Linked DNA regions of Homo sapiens: region 2 is linked to region 1. A link is a loop called in an ENCODE intact Hi-C map of the cell type or tissue named here. Cell type or tissue: adrenal gland. All regions are shown on one strand. Each heading gives the region's core, and the rest is flanking DNA. Links, peaks and the distances in the headings are about the cores only. Region 1 holds the start of TPRX2 (tetrapeptide repeat homeobox 2). Region 2 holds the start of TPRX1 (tetrapeptide repeat homeobox 1).

Region 1 (15,789 bases), core at 3,308-11,307:
GCGGTGGCTCACACCTGTAATCCCAGCACTTTGGGAGGCCAAGGAGGGCGGATCACTTGAGGTCAGGAGTTTGAGACCAGCCTGGCCAACATAGTGAAACTCTGTCTCTACTAAAAATACAAAAATTAGCTGGGCATGATGGCACATGTCTGTAATCCCAGCTACTCGGGAGGCTGAGGCATGAGAATTGCTTGAACCTAGGAGATGGAGGTTGCAGTGAGCTGAGATCATACCATTGCACTCCAGCCTGGGCAACAGAGGGAGACTCCATCTCAAAAATAAAAAATAAAAAAACTAAAGTCTTGTTCCGCAAAAGAACCAAAGAACCTATAAAGAGAATGAAAAGATAGGCCAGGTGCGGTGGCTCATGCCTGTAATCCCAGCACTTTCGGAGGCCGAGGCAGGTGGATCACTTGAGCTCAGGAGTTCAAGACAAGTCTGGCCAACATGGTAAAACCCTGTCTCTACTAAAAATAGAAAAATTAGCCAGATGTGTTGGCGGAGGTTGCAGTGAGCCGAGATTGTGCCACTACATTCCAGCCTGGGCAACAAAGTGAGACTCCATCTCAAAACAAAATGAGAAAACAAGAAGACAAACCAGAGATGGAGAGGAAGTACTTGTAAATCTCATATCTGGCAATGGACTTGTTTCTAGAATACATAAAGAACTCCTAAAACCCAGCATTAAACAAATAATCTTTTAAAAGAAAAAAAAGAATAAAAGATTTGAACAAACATTTCACCAAAGAGGACACAGGGATGGCAAATCAGCACATGAAACGATGTTTTGCATCATTTGCCTCTAGAGAAATATAAATTAAAACCACAACAAGAAGGCCGGGTAAGGTGGCTCACGCCTATGATCCCAGCACTTTGAGAGGCCAAGGTAGGTGGATCACTTGAGCTCAGGAGTTTGAGACCAGCCTGGCCAACATGGTGAAACCCTGTCTCTACTAAAAATACAAAAATTAGCCAGGCGTGGTGGCGGGTGCCTGTAGTCCCAGCTACTTGGGAGGCTGAGGCAGGAGAATGGCTTGAACCCGGGAGGCGGAGCTTGCAGTGAGTTATGATCCTATCACTGCACTCCAGCCTGAGCAACAGAGCAAGACTGTCTCCAAAAAAAAAAAAAAAAAAAGTATATTTTCTAGCTGTTTGGCTTTAGCTTAAATTACACAAGTGGAAAGAAATATAATGTTGCCTCTGTGTCTTTTCCATGTTTTTCTCCCACTCGAATGTGGGGTGTCTCTCCCCCATCCCACCTGGAGGTCTTTTGTATGGAAGGAACCAGCCGGTCTAGGTGGCTCCTGGGACACCCCAGGTCCAAGCTCTGGTTGGCCGCTCCCTGGGCTGGAACAGTGACGTATTGTTGCCCCCTGGTGGCCACGGAGCACCATAACGGGTATGTGGAAGCCGAGGACTCTCCCAGTTCTGGGGGTGCCCCTGAATGAACCCCATCTCTGATCTGACCCCACTGTGTCTCTAGAGATACAACTGCATCTCGAAGTAGCAACAATAAAAACCCACAATATCCTTAAGTTATTTCCTGTCAGGCATTTTCTTTAGAAGAATTTCAGGGAAGCAGTCTGAGGTTTTTTGTTGTTTTTGGGGGATATTCTTGAGATGGAGTCTTGCTCTGTCGTACAAGCTGGAGTGCAGTGGCACGATCTCAGCTCATTGCAACCTCTGCCTCCCGGATTCAAGCGATCCTCCTGCCTCAGCCTCCTGAGTAACTGGGACTACAGGCGCCAGCCACCATGCCAGGCTAATTTTTGTATTTTTAGTAGAGACGGGTTTTCACCATGTTGGCCAGGCTGGTCTCAAACCCCTGACCTTAAGTGATCCACCCTCCTCGGCCTCCGAAAGTGTTGTGAATACAGGCGTGAGCCACTGCACCCGGCAGAAACAGTCTGTTAAAATGGGAGTCTGGAAAAAAATTTTTTTTGAGACGGGGTCTTGCTGTGTCATCCAGTCTGGAGTGCAGTGCTACCACCACAGCTCACTGCAGCTTCCACCTCCCAGGCTCAAGTGATCCTCCCTCCTGCCTCAGCCTTCCAAGTAGCTGAGACCACAGGTAGTGCCACCACACCTGGCCAAATTTTTAATTTTTTGTAGAGACGGGGTCTTACTATGTTGCCCAGGCCAGTCTCGAACTTCTGGGTTCAGTCCATCCTTCCACCTCGGCTTCCCGAGATTAGAAAGCGTGAGCCACCTCCTTACCTGGCCTTGAAAACCCTTTTTTTTTTTTAAGACAGAATTTCTGTCACCCAGGCTGGAGTGAAGTGGCACAATCTCGGCTCACTGCAACCTCCACCTCCCGGGTTCACGCCATTCTCCTCCTTCAGCCTCCCAAGTAGCTGGGACTACAGGCGCCCGCCACCATGCCTGGCTAATTTTTTGCATTTTTAGTAGAGACGGGGTTTCACCGTGTTAGCCAGGATGGTCTTGATCTCCCGACCTCGTAATCCACCCACCTAGGCCTCCCAAAGTGCTGGGATTGCAGGCGTGAACCACCATGCCCAGCTGAAAACCCTTTTTAACTAATGAATTTACTGGTGGCTACTATATTTATTTGGTATAAAAATAATGACCATTCGCAGGCTGGGCACAGTGGCTCATGCCTGTAATCCCAGCACTTTGGGAGCCGAGGCAGGCAGATAACCTGAGGTCGGGAGTTGGAGACCAGCCTGACCAACATGGAGAAACCCCGTCTCTACTGAAAATACAAAAATTAGCTGGGCATGGTGGCTCATGCCTGTAATCTCAGCTACTCGAGAGGCGGAGGCAGGAGAATCACTTGAACCGGGAGGTGGAGGTTGCGGTGAGCCAAGATCAAGCCACTGCACTCCAGCCTGGGCAACAACAGCAAAACTCCATCTCAAAAATAAATAAATAAATAATAAATAAAATAATGACCATTCACATCTTTCTCTTTATGGCATTTGATTTTATCTAGGTGGATTTCTGTGAAAGGGACAATCAGATAAGGCAATTTTGAGTTTTCTTTTACTAAAATAGTTTTGTTTGTTTGTTTGTTTGTTTTTGAGACAGTCTCGCTCTGTCACCCAGGCTGGAGCGCAGTGGCGCAATCTTGGCTCACTGCAGCCTCCACCTCCCCAGTTCAAGCGATTCTCATGCCTCAGCCTCCTGAGTAGCTGGGATTACAGGCACCCGCCATCATGCTCTGCTAATTTTTTTATTTTTAGTAGAGAGGGGGTTTCATCATGTTGGCCAGGCTGGTCTCAAACTCCTGAACTTAGGTGATCCACCCACCTCGGCCTCCCAAAGTGCTGGGATGCCAGGCATGAGCCACCACAGCTGGCTTTGGTGTCTTCTTAATAATGACAGTTAGGCATCAACTCCCAGGAGTCTGTCTACTCCATGGCAGGGATTTGACTGAGAACAGCAGTACTCAAGCTTTGCACACTGGAATTGCCTCAGAGCTTTAAAACATACTGGTGCCCCACCCCACCAACCTCACTATTTTTTTTTTTTTTTAAGAGATGGGGCAGGCCAGGTGCTGTGGCTCAAACCTGTAATCCCAATGCTTTAGGAAGCTAGATGGGAGGATAGCTTGAGCCCAGGAGTTCGAGACCAACCCAGGCAACATAGCAAGACCCCATCTCTACAGGAAAAAAATTAAAAATTAGCCTGGCTTGGTGGCACATGGCTGTAGGCACAGCCACTAGGGAGGCTGGGATGAGAAGACTGCTTGAGCCTAAGAGTTCAGGGTTGCAGTGAGCTATGATCACACCACTGTACACCAGCCTGGGTGACAGAGTGAGACCCCATCTCAAAAAAAGAAAAAAAGAAAAAAATCAGGCCAGGTGCGGTGGCTCACGCCTGTAATCCCACTACTTTGGGAGGCCGAGGCGGGCAAATCACCTGAGGTCAGGTGAGGTCAGGAGTTCGAGACCAGTCTGGCCAACATGGTGAAACCCTGCTCTACTAAAATTACAAAAAAAAAAAATGAGCTGGGCGTGGTGGCAGGCGCCTGTAATCCAAGCTACTCGGGAGGCTGAGGCAGGAGAATCACTTCAACCCAGGAGGTGGAGGCTGCAGTGAGCCTAGACCGTGCCATTGCACTCCAGCCTGGGCAAAAAGAGCAAAACTCCATCTCGAAAAAAAAAAAAGAAAATCAGAAACTAGATCCAGAGACCTAGGATGAAGCAGGGTGTTAAAGCAAGAGGTTCTGGCCTGGCACAGTGGCTCACACACTTTGTAATCCCAGCACTTTGAGAGGCTGAGGCAGGAGGATCACATGAGATCAGGAGTTCAAAACCAGCCTGGAAAACATGGTGAAACCCTGTCTCTACAAAATATACAAAAATGCCAGGCTTGGTGGCTTATGCCTGTAATCCCAGCACTTTGGGAGGCTGAGGCGGGTGGATCACAAGGTCAGGAGATCGTGACCATCCTGGCTAACACGGTGAAACCCCGTCTCTACTAAAAATACAAAAAATTAGCGGGCGTGGTGGCGGGCGCCTGTAGTCCCAGCTACTAGGGAGGCTGAGACAGGAGAATGGCGTGAACCCGGGAGGTGGAGGTTGCAGTGAGCCGAGATTACGCCACTTCACTCCAGCCTGGGTGACAGAGCGAGACTCCATCTCAAAAAATAAAAATAAAAATAAAAAAATTAGCTGGGTTTGGTGGTGGCAGGCGCCTGTAGTCCCAGCTACTCAGGAGGCTGATGCAGGGGAATCGCTTGAATCCGGGAGGCAGAGGTTGCAGTGAGCCAAGATCGAGCCACTGCACTCCAGCCTGGGAGACAGAGTGAGACTCCCTCTACAAAAAAAAAAAAAATTGGCCCTTTTCCCCCTCTCTCTGATCCTTACAAGACAATGACATTTCTACCTGCACTGCCTCCATCTCCATCCCGGAGCATGCAGGGCAGTATTAGCTTGAACTTGACCCATTTGTCGAAGGTACAATGAACTGTTCTCATACGTACCCTGAATCCTTTCTTGTTATGCTTTTTGGCTACAGGCAGGAAAACAAGAGAAATTCTTGCTCTTGCCAAGACAGACATGGGGAATTTCGAAGGCCCGCCTTCTGAACGTCACCTCGTCCCCTCTTCCTTGGTCCAGTGAGAAGTCCAGATGCTTCCCTTGGGGATGCCCAGAACACAGCCTGGGATGATGAGGAGAGGCGGGAGAGCTTCCTAGGAGATGGTAAAATTCCCTTGGAATTTTCGGTTTCCAAAGGGAGTGAAGGGGGCTGCTTGCTTGGGTGAAAAAGGAGGGAAATTGAATGGAGAAGATATAGCCGGGGGCAGTGGCTCCTGCCTGTGGTCCCAGCACTTTGGGAGACATGGGCTGGAGGATTGCCTGAGCTCAGGAGTTCGAGACCAGCTTCAGCAACATGGAGAAACCCTGTCTTTATCAAAAAAAAAAAAAAAAAAATAGCCAGGCACAGTGGCATGCACCTGTAGTCCCAGCTACTCAGGAGGCTGAGGTGGGAGAATTGCTTGAAACTGGGAGGCGGAGGTTGCAGTGAACCGAGATCACACCACTGCACTCCAGCCTGGGTGACAGAGCAAAACCCTGTCTCCAAAAAAAAAAAAAAAAAAAAGAATTGAGGCCAGGAGCAGTGGCTCATGCCTGTAATCCCAACACTTTGGGAGGCTGAGGTGGGTGGATCATCTGAGGTCAGGAGTTCAAGACCAGCCTGGCCAACATGGTAAAACCCCATCTCTACTAAAAATACAAAAATTAGCTGGGCGTGGTGGCTAGCCCCTATAATCCCAGCTACTAGGGAGGGTAAGGCAGGAAAATAGCCTGAACCTGGGAGGTGGAGGTTGCAGTGAGCCGAGATTGCATCACTGCAGTCCAGCCTGGGCAACAGAGCGAGACCCTGTCTCCAAAAACAAGAAGAATTGAGGAGATTAAAAAGAGAGGAATTCTGTTCTACTTAATCCATTCACTTTCTGTTCAGCTAATCAGGGCATGTGCAAACTCCATCTTCATTCATTAACAAACTAATCCGTGGCCCGGCCTGGTGACTCATGCTTGTAATCCCAGCACTTTGGGAGGCCGAGGTAGGTGGATCACCTGAGGTCAGGAGTTCCAGACCAGCCTGGCAAACATAGTGAAACCCCATCTCTACTAAAAATATAAAAATTAGCCGGGCGTGGTGGCGGGCACCTGTAATCCCAGCTCCTCGGGAGGCTGGGGCAGGAGAATCGCTTGAACCGGGGAGGCAGAGGTTGCAGTGAGCTGACATCGCGTCACTGAACTCCAGCCTGGGTGACAGAGTGAAATCCTGTATCCAAAAAAAAGAAGAATTGAGGAGATGAAAAAGAGAGGAATTCTGTTCTACTTAATCCATTCACTTTCTATTCAGCTAATCAGGGCACATGCAAATTCCATCTTCATTAATAAACTAATCCATTTTCCATTCATTGATATGCCTGCAGGGCCCTGGAGCACCACCGTCCCTCCCCTAGGCCCAGGATGTGATTCTGAATCTACAGTCAGACTGGACCACCTCTCCCCCATGCCCCCAGAATGTCCACAGGGGCTCCCTCGCCTACAATAGATGGATTAGATTCCTCCCTACTCTTCCCACACTGTCAGAGTCTGACTGGTGTGAAGTTCCGGTGTTTTTGTGTGTATTTTACTACCAGGGTCGGCTAGATAAGGAGGAGCTTTCATTACATCCTGGAAGTCTGTCCCCCGCACACACGCACAGCCGTCCTCCCTTCCCCCAACATCTGATCTAATTCTCTCTCTGCTTTGCTGAGGCTGGCCTGGCCTAAGAGGATTAGAGCATTTGCTAAACGGGACCAGGACAGGCAGGGTCAGAGAACCCGCTGTGGGGAGACCCAGGGCCAGGATGGCCACTAGGGGGCGGCAGAGGAAGCGAGACGCGGAGAGGGGTGTGGAGTGCTGAGGAGAGGCACTCGTCGGCTTAGCAGCAATCAATGTCCACAAAGTAACCATGAAGTTTTATTCATTTTTAAATTTACAATGTCCAGCTAAGTTATGAGAATTCAAAAGAATTGAACTAGGTTCCTGGAAACAAAATAAACAGATCAACTGAATTCTATGTGCAAGACAAACATTTTTTTAAAATAAGAAATTTAAAATACCATGTAAAATATCAGACAATAATAAAAATGAAGTGCAAGAAATAAATCTACAGAAAGATGCATGCAAGAGCTCTGTGATTAAATAATAACATTTCAGCCAGGCACGGTGGCTCGCGCCTGTAATCTCAGCACTTTGGGAGGCCGACGGGGGTGGATCACCTGAGGTCAGGAGTTCAAGACCAGCCTGGCCAACATGGTGAAACCCCATCTCTACTAAAAATACAAAAATTAGCCGGGCGTGGTGGTGTGCTACTGTAATCCCAGTAAGCCCAGCTACTCAGGAGGCCGGGGCAAGATAATCACTTGAACCCAGGAGGTAGAGGTTGCAGTGAGCCAAGATTGCACCACTGCACTCCAGCCTGGGCGACAGAGCGAGACTCTGTCAGAAAAATAATAATAATAATAACAATAACAACATTTCATGAAGAACCTTTGTAAAACACCGATTGAATGAATATAAATAAGTACTAGGTCGACTAGACTTTGTAAAAATTTCAATTTCTCCCAAAAACACTTCTAAATTTCATGTCATTCCAATTAAAATTCCAACAATTTTCTTGAAGAAACTTGAAAGCTCAAGTCTGGGCAACATGGAGAAACCTTGTCTCTACAAAAAATACAAAAATTAGCCAGGTGTGGTGGCCCACACCTGTAGTTCCAGCAAGTCAGGAGGCTGAAGTAGGAGAATCACTTGAACGTGGGAGGCGGAGGTTGCAGTGAGCCAAGATGGCACCACTGCACTCCAGCATGGATGACAGAGTGAGACCCTGTCTCAAAAAAAAAATAAACTTTTATAACAGTTTTTGTCCATCAAGTCTGATTTTTAAATTGAGTTTTTTCTTCTACTGAAGAATGAATCTGCTGATGAATGTTTTGAATGCTATGCACAGTGATCTACTTAACAAAAGCAAGAAGACGAACCACATAATAGGAGATCCTCGCAGAATATTAACTCCCAATGGAGTTTTATTTTAAAACATCGTGGCCGGGTACAGTGGCTCACACCTGTAATCCCAGCACTTTGGGAGGCTGAGGCAGGCGGAACACTTTGAGGTCAGGAGTTCAAGACCAGCCTGGCCAACATGATGAAACCCCATCTCTACTAAAAATACAACAATTAGCCAGGCACGGTGGTGGGCACCTGTAGTCCCAGCTACTCAGGAGGCTGAGACTCTAGAGAATCACTTGAACCCAGGAAGCAGAGGCCGCAGTGAGCCAAGATCGTGCCACTGCACGATAGCCTGGGTGGCAGAGCAAGGCTTTGACTCAAAAAAAAAAAATTATAAACATTTGTAAAGAAATCAACTACAAAAAATGGGCCAAAAAGACCATGAATAGTCACTATTTAATAAAAATGAGAAAATATTCAAAAAAAAAAACGAAAAATAGTCACTATTTGAAAATGCCTAATACCCATATGAGAATTTCTCAATCTCTCAATCATCAGGGAAATGGATATTACAACCACAACAAAACCACAAGTCACTGGATCGACAAACATTAAAAAGTCTCACAAGCCTCAGTGTTGGGGAGGACATTGACCAGAAGGAGGGCTGGGAAAAGCCCTTAACAAAGCTCTCAAGCGGCATCCACTAATGCCAAACATCCCAGTGAGCAGCGACTCCAGTCTCAGCAGAGAAACGCTCAGGCTCAATTCAAATGACAGGCAGGCACATTCACAGCAGAGCCACCTGTGATGGCTGCACAGTGAAGACAGCAAATGTCCACCTGCAGCAGGGTGGGTAAAGGGTGATGCATTCACTGCAGAAAGTCACCAGCAGTGTAGATCAGCCACTCCAGGCCCTCTGGGATCTGAAGAACTTTGCAGGCACAGGCCCCCTATAAATCCAGTAATGACCTGGGGACTGAGTGATTTTTGTCCACGAAGCCATCCTCCTCTTTGTACTGAGACGTCGTGGTGGAGAGTGAGGATTCCTCGAACCGGTCTAGGAGCGGGAGCAGCTTGGTGAAGTCAGGGTATAACTGGGTGTCTGGCGACAAGTTGGAGGCATAGGGGCTCTGAGGCCACAAGGCGCCTGGGGCTGGGGTTGGGAGTGATCCTGGGCCTGGCATCAGGGTTCGGCCTAGGACTGGGTCTGGGATTGGGCCTGGGCAAGAGATGGGGGCTGGTATTGGACCGGGGATCGAGACTGACAGTGGGCCTGACATTGGGCCTAAATTCGGGGCTGGGCCTGGGACTGGGCCTGGGATCTGGGCTGGGCCTGGGATAGGGGCTGGGATTGGGCCAGGGCCTGGAGCCGGGACAGCCTTGAGGCCCTCCTGTGTTCCACACTCAGGGCCACCCCAGGTCCGGGGGAGGCTGTAGATCTTCGGTTCTGCTGCTGGGAGGACTCCCCAGGGGCCCGGCTGAGGGGAGATCCAGGAACCCCTGCCCTGCGGGAACTCAGGACCCCCAGGGAAGGAGGCAGCGGCTACAGGGACTAGGGGCGCAGCGCGGGCTCCTCGGCCTCTCTGCCCAGGGACGCGCTGGGGCTGCTGCTGGAGCCGCCGCTCCCGAGCTAGTTTGGCGCGGCGATTCTTGAACCACACCTGGGGGGCAGAGGGGACAGGGAGAAGGTGTGAAGGAGGGACTCGCGCGGCCCGGGTGAGCCGCTCGGGGGCGGCGCCGGCCTCAAAACTCTCCCGGTGTTCACCCCCACCCCGCACCCACCATATGAGGGCCCCCGGCTCCCAGGCCTGGAGAAGGGAGGGAAGAGGGAGGGGAAAGTAGGGGGAGGAGGGTGGGGTGGGAGGGGAGGAGCCGGGTCTGCCGCCCAGGTGCCCGGGGGGCCAGGGAGGGTTCCAGGGGAGGGACCGCGGGTTCTCACGGGTGCCTGAGGTCCGGGCACCGGGAGACCCCGTGGGGGACAGCCTGGGCCGATCATGTGGGCGAGTTTGGGCTAGCATAGAGTTGGAACAGGACTCAGGATGCAGCCCGGGTCTACACTGGCGGGACCCCTTGCGTGGCAGGGCGGGAGGTGGTCGGGCGGGCCAGGCCCCGGTGAGTGACAGCGGTGGGGAGGCTCCTTGGGGTGACTGGGGCGGGCGGGGTGGGGGTGGGGGTCAGACCTGCAGCTGTTGCTCCCTGAGGCTGAGCATCTCCGCCAGATTCAGTCGCTGGTCGTAGTTCGGGTACTGGTCCTTCTGAAAGTAAAATTCTAGCACTTTCTGCTGGCTTTCAGTGTAGACCGTGCGCTCCTGCCGCTGTCTCCTTGGAGGGTCCAGGGCCAGGGGAGGGCCTGGGGGTGGGAGGGAAACAGGTCACAGAAACCCCCAGGCAGCCCCCAGCCCCCCTAGGGACCCCGTCCCCTGCGCCAGGCCAGGAGCCCAGGCAGTGTGGGCTGGGGCGGCACCGCGGATAGCAGCCTGGTATCCAGACCAGACCTTGCACCTCTCTGGGCCTCAGGGTCCACATCTAGGAAATGGGCGCGATAACAGCTCCTGGGAAGGCAGGCAGCGTAGGCGCCTCACCTCGGAGCAGACGGGGCTGCCTCAGGCCTGCTCAGCCCTCCCCAGCTGCCCCGTCCCCTCCCATCCAAGGGTTATAGGGACCCTGACACTTGCAGGGGAGCCGCCACCTGCCCAGTCCTCTGCTCCACTCAACTGCATGGTTTAATTTCTTTCCTTCTTTCTTTTTCTTGGAGGGGATCTCGCTCTGTCACCCAGGCTGGAGTGCAGTGATGTGATCACGGCTCAAGTCAGCCTCCACTTCCTGGGCTCAAGGAACCCCCCGCCTTAGTCTCCCGAGTAGCTGGGACCACAGGTGTGCACCACGACCCCTGGGTAATTTTTGTATTTTTGCTAAAGACGGGTCTCCACTATGTTGGCTCGGCTGGTTTCAGAGTCCCGGGCTCAAGTGATCCTCCCACCTTGGCTTCCCAAAGAGCTGGGATCACAGGCGTGAGACTCTGCGCCCAGCTGCATGATTTTTCATTTCCCAGACACCACTAAGTTCTCCCCCGTCTGCAGGACAGGAAGCCGCCCGCACAGGCCCAGCCCTTCTCTGGCTGCCCAGATTTGCACTCTGCAGCCTCAGCCACAGGATCAGCCCAGGCCCCTCACACCTCTGTCCCTGCTCACCTTGGAGATGACCAGGGTCTTGCATCCTGAGTCCTGATCTGTTCCCAAACACAAGTGTGTACTGACAAGGGCTTGGCTCTTAAATCACTTCTCTGCTGTGCCCACCCTGGCCCACCCTGCCAGGACCCTCCGTTTCCCACCCTGCCCTGCAGTCCCGCCCCCTGGAGGAGTTGAATGGTGGATTAATCCCTCATCACTGATCAGGTACTGCCTGCTGAGCTGTGCTAGGAGCTGGGGAACCTCAGTGGACAACACAGCCTTGGTTTCACCCTCATGGGCCCTAGCCCAGGCGAGGTGGTATTCCACATGGGATCGGGGGAGTCAACATCATGACCTGTGGTTGGGGTCCCCATCTCAGGAGAGGCACCGCCAGCCAGCCCCCAGGAGTCATCCTTATTCCTTCCCAGGGCTGGGGCCCCACATGATCAATGCCAGCGAGTCTACCCACTCCTCCCGGCTCCCGGGCTGCCCGCCTTGTCCAGTCACCATCCCTCTCTCCTGGATGACCCCACAGCCTCCTCTTTGGTCCTTTGAGGCCACTCTGGCCCCTACTAGTCATTCTTGAAGTTTCCTGCTCCCCCAACCAGGAGGGGACACAGGTCTGATGGACATTTCCATGGACTGCTACTGATGTATGCAGGGGACCCATTACCTTGGTTCACACAAGTCAGGTCCCTCAGAGATGCATCTGCTGTGTCAGACCCCTGGCTGCCCTCATCTCCTCATAGCAGGACCCACATGGGTTCAGGGGTCAAGGAGATTGACAAGGCTCATGATCCAGGGAGCTAAAAATGACTCATGCAAGGCTGGGCGCGGTGACTCACGCCTGTAATCCTAGCACTTTGGGAGGCCGAGGCGGGCAGATCGCCTGAGGTCAGGAGTTTGAGACCAGCCTGGCTAACATGGCAGAACGCCGTCTCTACTAAAACTACAAAAAGAATAGCCGGGCCTGGTGGCAGGCACCTGTAATCCCAGCTACTTGGGAGGTTGAGACAAGAGAATCACTTGAACCTGAGAGGCAGAGGTTGCAGTGCAGCCTGGGTGACAGAGGGAGACTCCGGCCCCCTCCCAAAAAAAAAGAAAAAGAAATGACTCATGCAACCAATTTCAAAATTCAATAAAACGTAGACATTGTTACCACGGGCCTCGCTCATTGTTTTCACCTGCTACTTAGAGTTCTATTGTAGAAAGCAGCATCCCCAGCAATGATTCCTCATTGCACACATTGTCCGGCTTCATCTACAGGACATGCTGGGAACACAGTAGTGACCACAGAGATTTTGCACCGTGGCTATTTATTTGGCCAATAAAGACATAAGCAGATGAACAAGCTCACTGGTACTATTTTGTGAAGATAGACATTTAAATATAAGAAAGTTCTGCCGGGCGCAGTGGCTCACGCTTGTAATCCCAGCACTTTGGAAGGCCGAGGTGGGTGGATCACCTGAGGTAGGGAGTTCGAGACCAGCCTGACCAACATAGACAAACCCCATCTCTACTAAATATACAAAATTAGCTGGGCATGGTGGCACATGCCTGTAATCCCAGCTACTCGGGAGGCTGAGGCAGGAGAATTGCTTGAACCCAGGAGGTGGAGGTTGTGATGAGCCAAGATCGTGCCATTGCACCCCAGCCTGGGTAACAATAGTGAAACTCTGTCTCAAAATAAATAAATAAATAAATATAAACTGAAACAAAACAAATAGTGGCTGGGCATGGTGGCTCATGCATGTAATCCCAGGGCTTTGGGAGTCAAGGGGGGAAGATCACTTGAGGCCAGGAGTTCGAGACCAGCCTGGGCAACATAGCGAGACCTTATCGCTACAAAATATATTTTAAAAAAAAACAAAAAACTAGCCAGGTGTGGTGGTATGCACCTGTAGTCCCAGCTACTTGGGCTGCTGAGGGGGGTGGATCGCTTGAGCCCAGGAATTCGAGGCTGCAGTGAGCCATGATCAAACCACTGCACTCCAGCCTGGGCGACAGAGTAGAGACCCTGTCTTGGAAATAGATAAATAAATAAATTATAAAACAAATAGATGGTATGTTTACAAGTTCCCTGCACGCTCTTAAAAGGTTGCTTAGTATCTCACTGTGGCATTCTTCCATCATTGTATCTATATTCTGCTTCCTTTCTGGAAACATTTTACCATAATTGCACATTTTGTTCGGCTTTTAGGTGGCTGGGAACACATTATTCACCAAAGCAGATGATGGCCCTGCTGTCAACAGGAATGATCTCACAGTTTTCTTGGTCTATAAGATGTGAGTAGATGGTCCCCCTCTCTATAATTTCTAAAATAAATTAAATGTAAAACTTTGCATATTTGAGGCCAGGCGTGGTGGCTCGTGATTGTAATCCCAGCACTTTGGGAGGCTGAGGCGGGCGGATCAAGAGGTCAGGAGTTTGAGACCAGCCTGGCCAACATAGTGAAACCCCATCTCTACAAAAAAATACAAAAAAATTAGCTGGGCGTGGTGGCGGGCGCCTGTAACCCCAGCTACTTGGGAGGCAGAGGCAGGAGAGTTGCTTGAACCCAGGAGGCAGAGCTTGCAGTGAGTGGAGATCACAGCATTGCACTCCAGCCCAGGCGACAATTCGAGACTCTGTGAAAAAAAAAAAAAAAAAACTTTGTGTATTCGATTGGCAAAGATTAAGACGAGAGACTCTAGCTGGGCTTCGTAGGTGAACGGGTAGGGAATCTGATTATTTCCCCAGAAATGGTTTTGGAGCATAGGTTGTTGTTTGTTTTTGTTTTTGTTTTGTATTTTTGGTTTTGAGACAGGGTCCTGCTCTGTTGCCCAGACTGGAGTACAGTGGCAACAGGTCAAGGTCACTGCAGCCTTGACCTCATGGGCTCAAGCAATCCTCCCACCTCAGCCTCCCAAGTTGCTGGGACTACAGGCACCCACCACCATGCCCGGCTAATTTCTTTTATTTTTTGTAGAGACAGGGTTTTGCTCTGTTGCCCAGCCTGATCTCCAGCTCCCAGGCTCAGGCGATCCTCCTGCCTCAACCTCCCAAATTGCTGGGATTGTAAGTGTGAACCACCATGCCCAGGTGGTTGGTTTTTAAGACTGACTTGGTGAAACCTGTCAATGTTGATCAGCTGAAGACCATCAGAGGGACACCAGTAGTCAAGCAAAGTTGGGTTTATTGTCTTGTTGCAAGAAGGAGGAACACAAAGGGAACCTTTGGGGCCTCTCAGTAAGAGGGTGTTTGAAAGGATGTTTTAGATTGATGTGAAAGGAATTGTGGCTTTTGCCCTTGCTTTTTTTTTTTTTTTTTTTTTTTGAGACGGTGTCTGGCTCTGTTGCCGGCGCGATCTTGGCTCATTGCAGCCTCTGCCTCCCGGATTCAAGCGATTCTCCTACCTCAGCCTCCCGAGTAGCTGGGATTACAGGCGCCCACCACCACACCAAGCTAATTTTTGTATTTTTAGTAGAGATGGGGTTTTGCCATATTGACTAGGCTGGTTTCAAACTCCTGACCTCAAGTGATCCGCCCACCTTGGCCTCCCAAGGTGCTGGGATTACAGGCATGAGCCACCGCGCCCGGCTGCCCTTGCTTTTAATGGCAAATGTTATAGGATTTGAGCTTGTTTGATAATTTTGGAAAGGATTCAAAACAGAGTGACTTTTATACCTAAAAGAATGCAAACTAAAAAAAATGTTTAAAAACAGGAAAAAAAAAAGAATTTAAATCAGGGAAGTGAACAAATATTTGTGCACTAATGTTCATAGCAGCATCTTTTACAATAGCCAAAAGGCTGAAACAACCCAAATGTCTATCAAATGAATGAACAAAATGTGGTCTATCCATGCAATGGAATATTCTTCAGCCTTAAGAAAGAAGTTCTGGCACAGGCTACAACCTCCATGAACCTAGAGAGTATTTATGCTAAATGAAATAAGCCAGGACAAATATTGTATGAGTCCACTCCCAAGAAATATCTAACATAGACAAATTCATAGAGACAGAAAATAAGTTAGAGGTTCCCAAGGGCTGGGGATGGGGAGAATGAGGAGTTCAATATTTGATAGGTACAAAGTTTCAGTTTGGGGCCGGGTGCCCTGGCTCACGCCTGTAATCCCAGCACTTTGGGAAGCTGAGGCGAGTGGATTGCTTGCCCAGGAGTTCCAGACCAACCTGGGCAACATGGTGAAACTCCGTCTCTACTAAAAATACAAAAATTAGCCAGGCGTGGTGGCGGGCACCTGTAATCCCAGCTACTCGGGAGGCTGAGGCAGAAGGATCACTTGAGCCCGGGAGGTAGAGGTTGCAGTGAGCCAAGGTAGCACCACTGCACTCCAGCCTGGGCGACAGAGCGAGATCCTGTCTCTAAAAACATAAAAGTAAATAAATAAAGGTTAGGATGGTAAATTGTATGTTATGCCTATTTTACTGCAGTTTTAACAAATAAGAAAAGTGGTTTTGCTCTGGGTTCGATGCTGTCAGGAAAAGAGGGTCACTCTGATTCTCTTACCTTGAAAGTGAGGAGGATGAGGAGTGCCCAGAACTAGGGTTTTTGTCTAGAAACAGTGTCACTTGTATTCGACAGAATAGGAGGACACGGATCTCTTTTGTGGTTTGAACAACATGTTTTTGTGGTTTGAACTCT
Region 2 (15,789 bases), core at 2,671-10,670, 50 kb after region 1:
TCTCTGGCCCTCTTTGTGTCTCTCTCCTCTCGTCTGTCTCTCTAGATATTAATATGTCCCTGAGCTCCTGGGTCCCACACGGGTCTGTTTCACTTCCCCGTGCACCCAAACACGCACGCAAGCACACACACACACACACACACACACGCCCGGTAATCCCTCCTTGTGGCTGGGTCATTGTGTCTCAGCCATAAGGGGCCCTTTCTTTCTCCTCCTCCCTCCCCCAAACCCCCTGCTAGGAGAGATTAAGGCTACAGGCCTGGCTGAGGAATCAGGACAGGTCTCATTAGCTTGAAGAGCCAGGGATGACAGCAAGAGAGGGAGGGGCCGTCTGACCCTCGGCGACCAGTCCAGAGGCTCCTGATGGGAGAATCCAGTCCTGGAACAGACCCCCTGGCCCTGCAGCAGGGAAGGAAGGTCAGCTGTACAGGGAGAGGGAGGAGAAAATAACTTCCAGCGGGACAGAGAAGGTGTCAGCAACTCTTAAATCACCTGCCCTGGGGAATCTGGGTACTGGTTGGCTCCTGGATCCAGAGTCCTTCCAGGGGTGGGGGTACAGAGAGGTGGGTTTCAGCTGGTCCTGCACATGGCCCTGGGATCAAGTAAGCTGAAATCAAATCCAAGCACTTCTTCTCTGAGCTAGGTCTTCTGAGGCAACTTGCTTTCCTTCTCATCTCCACCCAGTGGCTCAGGCAGAAATCTGGGCACTCAGCCTGGCCCCTAACCCCTTTCTCCTCACCACTTACATCCAATCCATCCATAAGTCCTGTCATCTCTTCTATCAGATCATTATCCTACTGAAACAATATAAAGCACTGCTGGAAGAAATTAAAGGAGACTCAAGTCAATAGTGAACTATACCATGTTCATGGTTTAGAAGACTCAATGTTATTAAGAGGTCAATTCTTCTCAAACTAATCTTTAGATTTACTGCAATCCCAATCAGAATCTCATCAGGATTTTTCTGTAGAAATTGATTGTCAAACTGATTCTGAAGTTGCTATGGAATATAAATGATCTAGAATAATCAAAGCAGTCTTGGAAAAATAAAACGAGTTGGAGAACTTACGCTACCTGACTTTGAGACTTATTGTAATGCACATGATTGCAGCTGGAAAAAGTGGGGTTAAGGATTAAGAAAATGTGGCACATATACACCATGGAATACTATGCAGCCATAAAAAAGGATGAGTTCATGTCCTATGCAGGGACATGGATGAAGCTGGAAACCATCATTCTGAGCAAACTATCACAAGGACAGAAAACCAAACACCGCATGCTCTCGCTCATAGGTGAGAATTGAACAATGAGAACACTTGGACACAGGGTGGGGAACATCACACACAGGGGCCTGTTGTGGGGTGGGGGGCAGGGGGAGGAATAGCATTAGGAGAAATACCTAATGTAAATGATGAGTTAATGGGTGCAGCAAACCAACATGGCACATGTATCCATATGTAACAAACCTGCACGTTGTGCACATGTACCCTAGAACTTAAAGTATAATAAACAAAAAAAGTGGGGTTAAATTCTGGGGACAGTCTGAAGATGTATGGAATACTGGAGGATCCTTGGATCAGGTTGTTGATGAGTTTCACTCCAGGCTCTACTGCAGGATGGGGGTGCTCCTCATACCTGCACCCCCTTAGCTCCCTAACACATTCATCCTATTTAATCTTTTGCAAAACTCTTACTGACATCTTGTTTCTTGTCTGCCCTTGTCAGGAGGATGGGGCCCTGTCTGTCTTGTTCTCAGCTGTATTCCCAGTACCTAGGACTGTCCCAGACACACAGCAGTAAGTGTGTGTTCAATAAATGTGAAAGAAATGGATGGATGGATGGACGGAGGGATGGATGGATGGATGGATGGATGGAGGGATGGATGGGTGATGGATGATGGATGGATGGATGGATGGATGGATGATGGATGGATGGATGGATGGATGGATGGGTGATGGATGGGTGGATGGATGGATGGATGGGTGATGGATGGATGGATGGATGGATGGATGGATGGGTGATGGATGGGTGGATGGATGGATGGATGGATGGGTGATGGATGGATGGATGGATGGATGGTGGGGCAGAACCAGGTAGAGACACTGGCACAGAGAAGTGGTGTGATGTTTTCCCAAAAGGACCAAGGGTCTGTGATTGCAGCACTGTGAGGTCAGACTGTGGGGCTGCCCACTAGTGTTTGAATCTCTGGATGCTTCAGGGATCATATTGTTCCTGAGTTAATTCATTCAGGCTCTAACTGTGCCATGAATCCCTGCTTCTACCAGGTCCCATGCCTGGTAGTGGGTGCATCCACTCAGCTCCTTGTCCTCACTGGACAGAGGAGCCTACGGATGCGGCAGAGAGAGGCTGGCAGGGCCAACAAGGGAGGGCCCTGAACATGGCTGAGTCGGGAGGGTCTTGCCAAGAGCTGGCATGGAGCCACATGAGTTTGGGTTTAAATCCTGTTGTTTTCTCACTGCGTGGCCTTGGGCCCTTCATATGGGCTCCTGGGCCTCAGTTTCCTCCTCTGCAAAGTGGATACAGTGACAAGCTGTCACAATGAGCCCTGGGAATCCCATGGGAGCAGGGGAGGAAGCTGACCTCATCCATCTTCTAGGAATCCCAGGCAGACTCGGGGGTGAAGAGCGGGGCTCGGGGGCCAAAGAGATTTAAATTCTACCCCTGGTTCTTCCACTCATCACCTGTGTGACCTCGGAAATTGACGAAACCTCTCTCAGCCTCAGTTTCCTCCTCTGAGAAAGGGACCTCTGAGCTCCGTGGGGCTGTGGCGAGCATCCTAAGAGGCCATATCACCTGGTGATCAGGAGGGCACAGGCTCCGGGGCAGGTGCTGGCCCAGCTCTGGCTCTGCCGCTGACGTGGGAGACAGAACTGGAGACTACACTTCTCTCAGCCTCAGTTTCCTCCTCTGTAAAGTGGGGATGATACCAGAAGCCGCCTGGGAGGAAGTTTCCATGGAGTTATTGTTCCCTGAGATCTTGTTCCCAAGGTCTGTGGTTCATGCAGTGTGTGAGAAGCTGGGACCTGTGGGCACCTCCCTCCTTCCCAGGCTCAGTCTCCCTGCCTGTAGAATGGAGTTATCTGTGTGTCTGCACCACAAGGTGGCTGTGAGCATTCAGGCCTTACCTGTGAGAACAACTGCTCAGGTGGGAACCTGGGACCCAGTGGGTGCCGAACTCCACAGCTCTGAGAACTAGCCTTGGGCCTCCCAGGCTGATCCCCAGGGCAAGGACACTGATCTCCCTTGTTCCACCATTTGAGATCATAAAACATCAATGCCTGATATTCAACCAGGTTGCAGAAGACTTATACAGGCATTTCAAAAGTGAGAATAGCAAATAATCCACCAGTGTATAAAACTGGGCTCACATTCATTGATCATCAGGGAAATGCAAAAGAAAAGCTCACAGTGGGCTGGGCGTGGTGGCTCACGCCTGTAATCCCAGCACTTTGGGAGGCCAAGGCGGGCAGATCACGAGGTCAGGAGATCGAGACCATCCTGGCTAACATGGTGAAACCCCATCTCTACTAAAAAATACAAAAAATAGCCGGGCGTGGTGGCGGGCGCCTGTAGTCCCAGCTACTCGGGAGGCTGAGGTAGGAGAATGGCATGAACCTGGGAGGCGTTGCTTGCAGTGAGCCGAGATTGTGCCACCGCACTCCAGCCTGGGCGACGGCGTGAGACTCCATCTCAAAAAAAAAAAAAAAAAAAAATTCCCAGGGGTTTGGGAGGCCAAGGCAGGAGGATCATTTGAGGCTATGGATTAGAGACTGAGGCCAGCCTGGGCAACATAGTGAGACCCTATCTCTACAAAATAAAATATATTAGGAGGGGAAGGAGGCCAAAAAAATATAATTTTAAAAAATTAAAAAGAAGGCCAGGCACAGTGGTTCACACCTGTAATCCCAGCACTTTGGGAAGCCAAGGTGGGAGGATCGCTTGAGCTCAGGAGTTCAAGACCAGCCTGGCCCACATGGCAAAACCCCGTCTCTACTAAAAATACAAAAAATTAGCTGTATGGTGGTGTGCGCCTATAATCCCAGCTACTCAGGAGGCTGAGGCATGAGAATTGCTTGAACCCGCGAGGCGGAGGATGCAGTGAGCCGAGACTCACCACACCACTGCATGCCAGCCTGGGCAACAGAGCAAGATCCTGTCTCAAAAATATATATATAAATATAAATAAATAAACAGAAAAACAATATTTGGGTCAGCCGTGTTTGCCTCTCAAAACCGTGCCCTCAACTACCCCGCTACACATGACCCAGAGTCTAAATAAGACTTGTCCCAAGTCCCAAAGAAACACTCCAGGGTCCTCTCCAGCTCTTGAAATTTAAAGTAACCGAAGGCTCAAAGAGCTTTTGTTGATATTGACTATATATCTATTGCTACTTACTGTATTGGAAATTATTTCTTTTACATTTTTTTTTTGAGACAGGGTCTTGCTCTGTTGCCCAGGCTGAAGTGCAGTGACGTGATCTCGGCTGACTGAAGCCTCAACCTCCTGGGCTCAAATGATCCTCTCGTCTCAGCCTCCTGAGTAGCTGGAACTACAGGTGCACACCACCACACCTGCTTTTTTTTTTTTTTTTTTTTGTAGAGACGGGGGTCTCATTATGTTGCCCAGGCTGGTCTCAACCTCCTGATCTCAAGTGATCCTCCTGCCTGGGCCTCCCAAAGTGCTGGGATTACAGGCATGAGCCACTGGGCCTGGCATGAAGTAGAAATTAAAAGCGTGGAATTTTAAAAACACTTTTGAAGATTTTGAATTTTACTTAAAGTATTCTTTGAGCCAGGTGCGGTGGCTCATGCCTGTAATCCCAGCACTTTGGGAGGCCAAGGTGGGTGGATCACGAGGTCAGGAGTTCGAGACCAGCCTGACCAACATGGTAAAAACCCATCTCTACTAAAACTACAAAACTTAGCCGGGCATGGTGTTGCACGCCTGTAATCCCAACTACTCAGGAGGCTGAGGCAGGACAATCGCTTGAACCCGGGAGGCGGAGGTTGCAGTGAGCCGAACTCACACCACTGCACTCCAGCCTAGGCAACATAGCAAGACTGTCTCAAAAAAAAAAAATATATATATATATATTTGCATATATATATATATATATATATATATATAATTTATCTATTTATTGAGCTAAGCACAATGACTCACACCTGTAATCCCAGCACTTTGGGAGGCCAAGACGGGCAGATCACTTGTGGTCAGGAGTTCAAGGCCAGCCTGGCCAACATAGTGAAACTCCCTCTCTGCTAAAAATACAAAATTAGCCAGGCATGGTGGCACATGCCTGTAATCCCAGCTACTTGGGAGGCTGAGGCAGGAGAATTGCTTGAGTCCAGGAGGCAGAGGTTGCAGTGAGCCAAGATCACACCATTGCACTCCAGCCTGGGCGACAAGAGCGAAACTCAGTCTCAGAAAAAACAAAAATGTATTTTTAATTCTGTATCAAATTCTTTTTCATGTTTTACTTGGACAGCTCCAAAATGCAAGATGCTTCACATCAGAGGTAGACCCCAGGACTCTGCAAAGATTCCTTGCAGTTCAGACCCTTCCAAAACATTCCCAGCTCAGGAAACCTCAGGTCATCTCTGAGGTCGTTGATCAGACACCTCCAGACCCCCATGCTTGCACTCCCCTTCCCACTCTCCAGGCCCCCATTATCCCTAAAGGAACAGAGAGGGGAGAGTGAGTAGAAAGTCAGGGTAGAGGTTAATGATAAACTTTATTCTTATTTTTTAAGACAGGGTCTCGCTATGTTGCCTAGGCTGGTCTCAAGCTCCTGGGCTCAAATGATCCTCCTGCTTTAGCTTCCCAAAGTGCTGGGATTACAGGCGTGAGCCACAGCGCATAATAAACCTTAAAAATCAACAATGTTGACTGGGCACTGTGGCTCACACCTGTAATCCCAACACTTTGGGAGGTCGAGGTGAACAGATCACTTAAGTTCAGGAGTTCGAGACCAGCCTGGCCAACACGGTGAAACCCCGCCTCTACTGAAATACGAAAATATGCTCTGCGTAGTGGTGGGTGCCTGTATTCCCAGCTATTGGGAGGCTGAGACAGGAGAATCCTTTGAACCCAGGAGGCAGAGGTTTCAGTCAGCCGAGATCACACCACTGCACTCCAGCCTGGCTGACAGAGCAGGACTCTGTCTCAAAAAAAAAAAAAATCAGCAATGTTGGCACCCTTCTAACCCCTTAAATGTGGTTCCCTAAACAGCCAGGGAATATGCCTGTATCCACTCCCTGCCTCTCCCCACCCCACCCCCACCCCGCCCCCACCACGCCCTTCTCTGTCCCCTCTGTCTTCTGGTCTCCCTCGTCCTCTGCCGCCCCCTGGTGGCCGTCCTGGCACCTGGGTCTCCCCAGCGACGCCTCTCTCACCCTGTCCTAGTCCCATTTAGCAAATGTTCCAATCCTCTTAGGCCAGGCCAGGCCAGCCTCAGCAGAGCAGAATTAGATCCGATTTGGGGGTTGGGGGACAGACTGCCAGGATATAATGAAAACTCCTTCTGCTTGTCAGACCCTGGAAGGGGGTAGACACAAAGCAACTCACACACTGGGACCCCACAAGGGACAACGAGGAGGGGAAACTGAGGAACAGAGAAAGGGGGAGACAGAGGGGCAGGGTGGGGGAATGCCAAGGGGCAGAGAGGGCACCTGGAGGCTGAGAGATCTTGCTCCCCGCGCCTGGAAAGTGTCTTCCCAGCTTGACTCTCGCCGCCACGGTCACCGGAGTGCCTAGTGCCTCCACCTGCAATTCTGGAACAACTCCCCTCTCTACAAGGACCCGATTCCCTCATCCAGAGTTACTTATTAATTCTTGGCATGTGGCTTTTTGTTTTTTGTGTGTTTTGGGGGGGTCGTGGGCTTTTGGGGAGTTTTGTTTGTTGTTTGTTTGTTGAGACAGGGTCTCACCCTGTTGCCCAGGCTGGAGTGCAGGTCGGGGAATCACTGCTCATTGCAGCCTCAACCTCCCAGACTCCAGCGATCCTCCCACCTCAGCCTCCCAAGTAGCTGGGACTACAGGAGCACGCCACTCCGCCTGGCTAATTTTGGCGGGGTGGGGGGGGTTGTTTTATTTATTATTATTTATTTATTTATTTATTTATTTATTTATTTTTGAGACACAGTCTCACTCTGTCGCCCAGGCTGGAGTGCAGTGGTGTGAGCTCATCTCACTGTAACCTCCACCTCCTGGGTTCAAGCGATTCTCCTGCTTCAACCTCCTGAGTAGCTAGGATTACAGGCGCGTGCCACCATACCTGGCTAATTTTTTGTATTTTTAGTACAGACGGGGTTTCACCATGTTGGCCAGACTGGTCTTGAACTCCTGACCTCAAGTGATCCACCCGCCTCGGCCTCCCAAAGCGCTAGGATTACAGGCGTGAGCCACCAGGCCCAGGCTTTTTTTGTTTAGTTTTTGGTTTTGGGGGGTTTTTTTGAGATGGAGTCTCACTCTGTGGCCCAGGATGAAGTGCAGTGTTTCTCACTTAACCTTTGCTTTATTCTGTTTCTCTCTTTTAATTTCTGTCTCAGTGTGATCTTGGCTCACTGCAATCTCCCCTCCTGGGTTCAAGCGATTCTCCTGCCTCAGCCTCCCAAGTAGCTGGGACTACAGGCACACACCACCATGCCCGACTAATTTTTTGTACTTTTAGTAGAGACAGAGTTTCACCATATTGGCCAGGCCGGTCTCGAACCCCTCACCTCAATTGATCCTCCTGACTCGGCCTCCCAAAGTGCTGGGATTACAGGCATGAGCCACCATGGTTGGCCATTTCTTTATATTTTTTAAGAGAGACAAGATCTCGCTATGTTGCCCAGGCTGGTCTCGAACTCCTGGCCTCAAGCAATCCACCCACCTCAGCCTCCCAAGGTGCTGGGATTACAGGCATGAGCCATAGCGCCCAGCCTATTCTGTGATTCTTTGAGTAACGCCTGCCTTCCCCCACTTGAACAACGAGTTCCCTGAGAACAAGGACTGCACCCGTTAACTCTCTGGAGGTGCCTAGATCAGTCCCTTGAATGTACTGAGCACTTAATAAATACAGACAGTTCTCAGGCCGGGCACGGGTGGCTCACTCCTGTAATCCCAGCACATTGGGAGGCCGAGGTGGGCGGATCACCTGAGGTCAGGAGTTCAAGACCAGCCTGACCAACATGGAGAAACTCCATCTCTACTAAAAATACAAAATTAGCCGGGCGTGGTGGCAGGTGCCTGTAATCCCAGCTACTTGGGAGGCTGAGGCAGGAGAATTGCTTGAGCCCAGGAGGCAGAGGTTGCAGGGAGCTGAGATTGCACCATTGCACTCCAGCCTGGGCAACAAGAGCGAAACTCCGTCTCAAAAAATATATATAAAAGAAATTAAAAATAAATAAATACAGGCAGTTCTCCTCATTCTTACTTGTTATGTTCTGTGAAGTTGCCATTAGCCGGGCGCGGTGGCTCACGCCTGTAATCCCAGCACTTTGGGAGGCTGAGGTGGGCGGATCACGAGGTCAGAAGTTCGAGACCAGCCTGGCCAATATGGTGAAACCCCATCTCTACTATAAATACAAAAATTAGCTGGGCGTGGTGGCGCATGACTGTAGTCCCAGCTACTCAGGAGGCTGAGGCAGGAGAATCGCTTGAATCCGGGAGGCGGAGGTTGCAGTGAGCCGAGATCGCGCCACTGTACTCTAGCCGGGGCAACAGAGTGAGACGCTGTCTCAAAAAAAAAAAAAAAAAAAAGTTGCCATGAACATGGTCTCAGCCAATAAGGAACCCCTGCTCCCAGGGGAAATACAGATTTGGGGTCCCACAAGGCTCTGCTCACACTATTGTCATCAATCGATCAATACCTCACCCTGGTTCATGCGTGTTTCGGTTTAAAGACACCTTATTGAATATATGTTGTTGATTCATTCAAATTAAACTCAGGGCCGGCCAGGTGCGGTGGCTCACACCTGTAATTTTAGCACTGTGGGAGGCTGAGGAGGGCTGACCACCTGAGGTCAGGAGTTTGAGACCATCCTGGCCAACATGGTGAAACCCTGTCTCTACTAAAAATACAAAAATTAGCCAAGCATGGTGGCGGGCGCCTGTAATCCCAGCTACTCTGGAGGCTGAGGAAGGAGAATCCCTTGAACCCGGGAGGCAGAAGTTGCAGTGACCTGAGATCACTCCACTGCGGTCCAGCCTGGGTGACAGAGAGAGATCCTGTCTCAAAAAATAAAATTAAAAAAAAAAAAAAACAGAGAGCAAGGACAGTGTTTCAAGAATGAATGTCCAGACACCGAGAGGAACCCCAATGTCAGAAAGACATTGAACAACAAGATTCTAGAAAGCAAAGGCCAACCTCATGCCTTTGTCACCCCCACTCTGATCTGCCCCAATATTGTCTTCAAAGCCCAAACAACTCCTTGTTGCCCATGTGCCCCTCCTGAACCCCCTCCCCCTGCACCAAGAGATACCCTCACAATGCAGAGGATGGGGAGGTGTCTGTGGGCCTCTTGGGGGCAGGAGCAAAGATGAGTCAACCCCACCAAGAGGTCAACCCCATCAGAGCCCACAGGCATAGGGTAAAAGAGGAGATTGAAGAATTGATGGAAGGCTGGACGCGCCTGTAATCCCAGCACTTTGGGAGGCTGAGGCGGGCAGACCACAGGGTCAGGAGTTCAAGACCAGTCTGGCCAATATGGTGAAATGCTGTCTCTACTGAAAATACAAAAATTAGCCGGGCGTGGTGGTGGGCGCCTGTAATCCCAGCTACTCAGGAGGCTGAGGCAGGAGAAGGGTTTGAACCTGAGAGGCAGAGGTTGCAGTGAGCCAAGATCCGGCCACTGCACTCCAGCCTGGGCGACAGAGCGAGACTCTGTCTCAAAAAAAAAAAAAAAAAAAAAATTGATGGATAAGGAGAGAGCCATTGTTTCTGTTTCTGTTCTGAAGGAATCAAATAAGAATAGATTTTTTTTTTTTTTTTTTTTTTTTTTTGAGATGGAGTCTCACTCTGTCGCCGGGGCTGGAGTGCAGTGGCACAATCTCAGCTCACGGCAACCTCTGCCTCAGGGGTTCAAGTGATTCTCCTAACTCAGCCTCCCAAGTAGCTGGGATTACAGGCGCCCTCCACCACACCCAGCTCATTTTTGTATTTCTAGTAGAGACAGGGTTTCGCCATGTTGGCCAGGCTGATCTTGAACTCCTGACCTCAGGTGATCCGCCCACCTCGGCCTCCCAAAGTGCTGGGATTACAGGTGTGAGTCATTGCGTCTGGCCAAGAATGGATTTCATAATCCCTTCTTCACACTTTTCCACCGACTTCATTCCCACTTACATCACTCTTGCCCCAGGCTTCAGAAGACCTCCCTCCATCCACCTGACTCTAGGAATTTGGCCATTGCCTGGGGAGCCCCAGGAGGAATCTCCAGAAATTCCATCCAACCCTGAAGACACATCAGGACGAGAAAAGGCATGGGGACTTCTGTGGGCAGGGTGTTGACGAGTCCTAGGGTGGCATTCAAGGCCAGAAATGCTTCTTGTTTTCCAGGTTGTCCATTAAAAAATAATAATTATAAACAGCAGGAAATAGAGAAAATAGACATTCCGCGTCATCTCTGGGTAATTACTTTTGCAGGAGTTTTTATCTTTGTTGTTATTTATTGTTCATTCAAATATATTGTGCTCACACCCGTAATCTCAGCACTTTGGGAGGCCAACATGGATGGATCACTTGAGGTCAGGAGTTAGAGGTCAGCCTGGGTAACATGGCAAAACCCCGTCTCTACAAAAAATACAAAAATTAGCCAGATGTGGTGGCACATGCGCCTGTCCTCTCAGCTACTTGGGAGGCTGAGGTGGGAGAATGGCTTGAGCCAAGGAGGGAGAGGTTGCAGTGAGCCGAGATCATGACAGTGCAACGCAGCCTGGGTGATAGAGAGAGACCCTGTCTCCAAAAAAAAAGGAAAGAAAAAGAAAAGAAAAAAGAATATGTATATGTATAATATATATTTTTTGTATGTGCTTATTAAATGTGTACATTCTTCAAAATAAACAATGTGCCTGAGACAGCATTTGATATGGAAAACACAAACTCAATCATTTAGTACATTATTACTCAGCACCTTTGAGCTTTTCCTATTACAGACATGGGGATTTGGGAGGGAAAAAAAAGCCCAACAAAGTCTCTGTGTTCAAGACACATTTATTTCAGCAAACAGCAAGCAGACATCCACCAGGCAAACAAAACAACAAATACATTAAAGATCATCATTTCTTACTAATTGGTTACCACTTCATCCCTTTCTTAAACTTTCATTAGCATTCCATAGTCTGAGGCTGCCACAAATTAATCATCTTCTAATTTGTGGGCGTGAATTAATCCAATTAACTCAGTTGATATTTCAAAGAAATGTTACACTGAACACTGATATCTGCGCTTATTCACAGCGGAGCAAGTATTTTCCCAGGATAAGTCTCTTACAATAAAACATTGAGGCCAGGCACGGTGGCTCACACCTGTAATCCCAGCATTTTGGGAGGCCAAGGTGCGCGGATCACTTGAGGTCAGGAGTTCAAGACCAGCCTGGCCAACATGGTGAAACCCCATCTCTACTAAAAATAAAATAAAAATTAAATAAAAATTTAAAAATTAGCCAGATGTGGTGGCAGGCGCCTGTAGTCCCAGCTACTCGGAAGGCAGGAGAATCACTTGAACCCAGGAGGCAGAGGTTGCAGTGAGCCGATATCTGCATTAAAGTGCAGAGCCACTGCACTTTAGTCTGGGTGACAGATCGAGACTCGGTCTCAATAAATAAATAAATAAAATAAGAAAATTGGCCAGGCATGGTGGCTCACACCTGTAATCCCAGAACTTTGGGAGGCTGAGGCGGGTGGATCACCTGAGGTCAGGAGTTCAAGACCAGCCTGGACAACACAGTGAAACCCCGTCTCTACTAAAAATACAAAAATTAGCCAGACATCATGGTGGGTGCCTGTAATCCCAGCTACTCAGGAGGCTGAGGCAGGAGAATTGCTTGAACCTGGGAGGCGGAGGTTGCAGTGAGCTGAGATCGCGCCATTGCACTCCAGCCTGGGCAAGAAGAGTGAAATTCCATCTCAAAACAAATAAAGAAAATAAAATAAAATAAGAAAATTACCCGGACATGGTGGTACTTGCCTGTAGTCCCACCTACTCAGGAGGCTGAGGTTGCAGGATCGCTTAAACCCCAGAGTTCGAGGTTGCAGTGAGTTTCGATTGACTCCACTGCACTCCAATCTGGGCAACAGAGCAAGACCCTGTCTCAAAAAAAATCATTGAGTCAAAGGGTACTATACACATTTCATCCTTTAATAGATGTCACAGAGTCAATTTCAAAAAAAAACCTCCAAAAATATTTTACCAACCTACACTTCATCAATGGCAAGAGAAAACCACATTCTCTGGGTCTACACTTGATCCATCTCTTTGATCTTGGCCAATCCACAGGGCAATATGCTGAGTTTTGCATTAATTTATATTTTTTATTGATATGTCATCCACGTAATATAAAAGTACCCACTTAAAGTATACAATTCAGGGCTGGGTGCCATGGTTCATGCCTGTAATCCCAGCACTTTGAGAAGCTAAGGAGAGCGAATTACTTGAGGCCAGGAGTTCGAGACTAGCCTGGCTAACATGGTGAAACCCCATCTCTACTAAAAATAGAAAAAATTTTTTACTGGGTGTGGTAACACACACCTGTAATCCCAGCTACTCAGGAGGCTGAGGCATGAGAATCACTTGAACCCAGGAGGCAGAGCTGAGATCAATCCACTGCACTGCAGCCTGGGCAACAGAGACTCTGTCTCAAAACAAATACATAAATAAATTTAATTAAATAAAGTATACAATTCAGGCCGGGCACGCTGGTTCACGCCTGTAATATCAGTACTTTGGGAGGCAAGGTGGGCTGGTTGTTTAAACTCAGGAGTTCGAGACGAGACTGGGCAACACGGCAAAACAAAAAGAAAAGAATAATCATAAAGTACAAAATGAAATGGTTTTGGCCGGGCGCGGTGTTTCACACCTGTAATCCCAGCACTTTGGGAGGCCGAGATGGGTGGATCACTTGAGGTCAGGCATTCGAGGCCAGCCTGGCCAACATGGTGAAACCCATTCTCTACTAAAAATACAAAAAGTTAGCTGGGCGTGGTGGTGCATGCCTGTAATCCCAGCTACTTGGGCGACTGAGGCAGGAGTATCACTTGAACCCGGGAGATGGAGGTTGCAGCAAGCCGAGATCACACCACTACTGCACTCCAGCCTGGGTGACAGGGCAAGACGCCATCTCAAAAAAAAAAAATTAAATCGTCTTTAGTCTGTTTGCAGAGTTGTGCCTCCTTCACTACAGTCAATTTTAGAACATTTTTCACCGTCCCCAATAGCTATCTCCATAGCTATTCCCAGTTGGTCCCAATTTTCCCTTCTCCCCAACCCGTAGCAACCACTAATCTGCTTTCTGTCTCTATGGATTTGCCTATTCTGGACACTTTGTATAAATAGAATCGTATATGTGCTTTTGAGTCTGGCGTCTTTCACTCGGCATCATGTTGGCAAGGTTCATCCATGTTGTAGCACGTATCAGAGCTTTATTCCTTTTCATGGTTGAGTAATATCCCATTGTGTAAATATATGACATTTTGGGTTTCTATTTTTTGTGGGTTTTTTTGGGGGATGTTGTTTTGTTTTTTGAGGCAGAGTCTCCCTCTGTCACCCAGGCTGGAGTTCAGTGGCACCATCTCAGCTCCCTGCAACCTCTGCCTCCCGGGTTCAAGTGATTCTCCTACCTCAGCCTAACAAGTAGCTGGGATTACAGGCTCCCGCCACCATGCTTGGCTAATTTTTTGTATTTTTAGTAGAGACGGATTTTCACCATGTCGACCAAGCTGGCCTCAAACTCCTGACCTCAAGTGATTCGTCCACCTCAGCCTCCCAAAGTGCTGGGATTACAGGCGTGAGCCACCGTGCCCAGCCACTTTTATTTATTTTGAGATGGAGTCTCACTCTGTTGCCCAGGCTGGAGTACAGTGGCACAATCTCCACTCCCTGTAGCCTCCGCCTCCCGGGTTCAACCAATTCCCCCGCCTCAGCCTCCCAAGTAGCTGAAATTCAGGTGCTGGCCACCACGCCCAGCTAATTTTTGTATTTTTAGTAGACAGGGTTTCGCCATGTTGGCCAGGCTGGTCTTAAACTCCTGACCTCAGGTGATCTGCCTGCCTCAGCCTCCCAAAGTGCTGGGATTACAGGCGTGAGCCACCGCGCCTGGCCATGCAGCATTTTATTTATCCATGCATCAGTGGATCGATGTTTTCAGCATTTTCTCCTTTTGGGCGATAGTGAATCATGCTGCCGTGAACTTGCTTATATTTAAATGTCTATTTTCACAAAATAGTACCAGTGAGCTTGTTCATCTGTTTATGTCTTTATTGACCAAATAAATAGCCATGGTGCAAAATCTCTGTGGTCACTACTGTGTTCCCAGCATGTCCTGTAGATGAAGCCGGACAATGTGTGCGATGAGGAATCATTGCTGGGGATGCTGCTTTCTACAGCAGAACTCTAAGTAGCAGGTGAAAACAATGAGCGAGGCCCGTGGTAACAATGTCTACGTTTTATTGAATTTTGAAATTGATTGCATGAGTCATTTCTAGTTCCCTGCACCATGAGCCTTGTCAATCTCTCTAATCCCTGAACCCACGTGGGTCCTGCCATGGGGAAATGAGGACAGCCAGGTGTCTGACAGAGAAGACGCATCTCTGAGGGATCCGATCTCTGTAGACCAAGGTCATGGGTCCCCTGTATCATCAGCAGTAGGTTCATTCACTCACAAGGGCAGACCAGCAGCGGTCCATGGGCACGTCCATCAGACCTGTGCCCCCTCCTGATACAGGTCTATGCAGCTTGGAGAGGCTGGGCTCATGTGAACCCAGCACACGAGCCCCGTATATAAACTGGAATAAACCAGCACTGAGGTCATTTACTCTCCAGGAGAAACCAACAGAGGTCTATGTGAATGCCTATCAGAACTTCACCCCATAGGCAAATCCACTACAGAAACCAAACCATTATCAGCAGGGCCAATGTGTACTAAGCTCTGCTTACACCTATAGGCACCTAGGGAGCAATTTTTGGAATGGATAGTAGGGGCCAGAGTGGCCTTGAGGTACCAAAGAGGAGGTTGCAAGGTCATCCAGGAAGGAGGGATAGTGGCTGGACAAGGCAGGCAGCCCAGGAGCCAGGAGGAGTGGGTAGACTCACCGGCATTGGTCACTCGGGGCCCCAGCCCTGGGAAGGAACAAGGATGACTCCTGGGGGCTGGCTGGCGGTGCCTCTCCTGAGATGGGGACCCCAACCACAGGTCACGATGTTGACTCCCCCAACCAAACCCGCATGGAATGCCACCTCACCTGGGCTAGGGCCCATGAGGGTGAAACCAAGGCTGTGTTGTCCACTGAGGTTCTCCAGCTCCTAGCACAGCTCAGCAGGCAGTACCTGATCAGTGATGAAGGATTAATCCATCATTCAACTCCTCCAGGGGGCGGGACTGCAGGGCAGGGTGGGAAAGGGAGGGTCCCGGCAGGGTGGGCCAGGGTGGGCACAGCAGAGAAGTGATTTAAGAGCCAAGCCCTTGTCAGTACACACTTGTGTTTGGGAACAGATCAGGACTCAGGATGCAAGACCCTGGTCATCTCCAAGGTGAGCGGGGACAGAGGTGTGAGGGGTCTGGGCTGATCCT

Evidence for each region. Peaks named below come from ENCODE experiments on the same cell type or tissue, not always from the same donor. Only the 100,000 strongest peaks of a DNase experiment are listed, where the experiment ranks them.
Region 2: a loop joins it to region 1, with 9 times the contacts of the local background. A loop is called at or near these places in 33 of 110 quality-filtered maps.

Annotation. Positions count from the first base shown.
Region 1 is chr19:47,854,650-47,870,438 of GRCh38, reverse strand. TPRX2 (tetrapeptide repeat homeobox 2) reads right to left here and starts at 11,204. Exons shown (of 3, transcript NM_001397347.2): 1 at 11,168-11,204; 2 at 10,157-10,326; 3 at 8,718-9,637. The coding sequence starts at 11,192. The coding sequence ends at 8,927. It overlaps LINC01595 (long intergenic non-protein coding RNA 1595), which reads left to right and starts at 1,078. Exons shown (of 4, transcript XR_936006.3): 1 at 1,078-1,399; 2 at 4,984-5,168; 3 at 5,932-6,034; 4 at 6,413-7,149. RefSeq lists enhancers at 5,762-6,261, 6,262-6,763. In adrenal gland, for the core only: a CTCF peak has its summit at 6,837 (motif pointing right); a DNase peak (open chromatin) is centred at 6,808; H3K27ac peaks cover 404 bases.
Region 2 is chr19:47,804,475-47,820,263 of GRCh38, reverse strand. It overlaps TPRX1 (tetrapeptide repeat homeobox 1), which reads left to right and starts at 15,713. Exons shown (of 3, transcript NM_001397346.1): 1 at 15,713-15,749. The coding sequence starts at 15,725. In adrenal gland, for the core only: a CTCF peak has its summit at 6,429; a DNase peak (open chromatin) is centred at 6,383.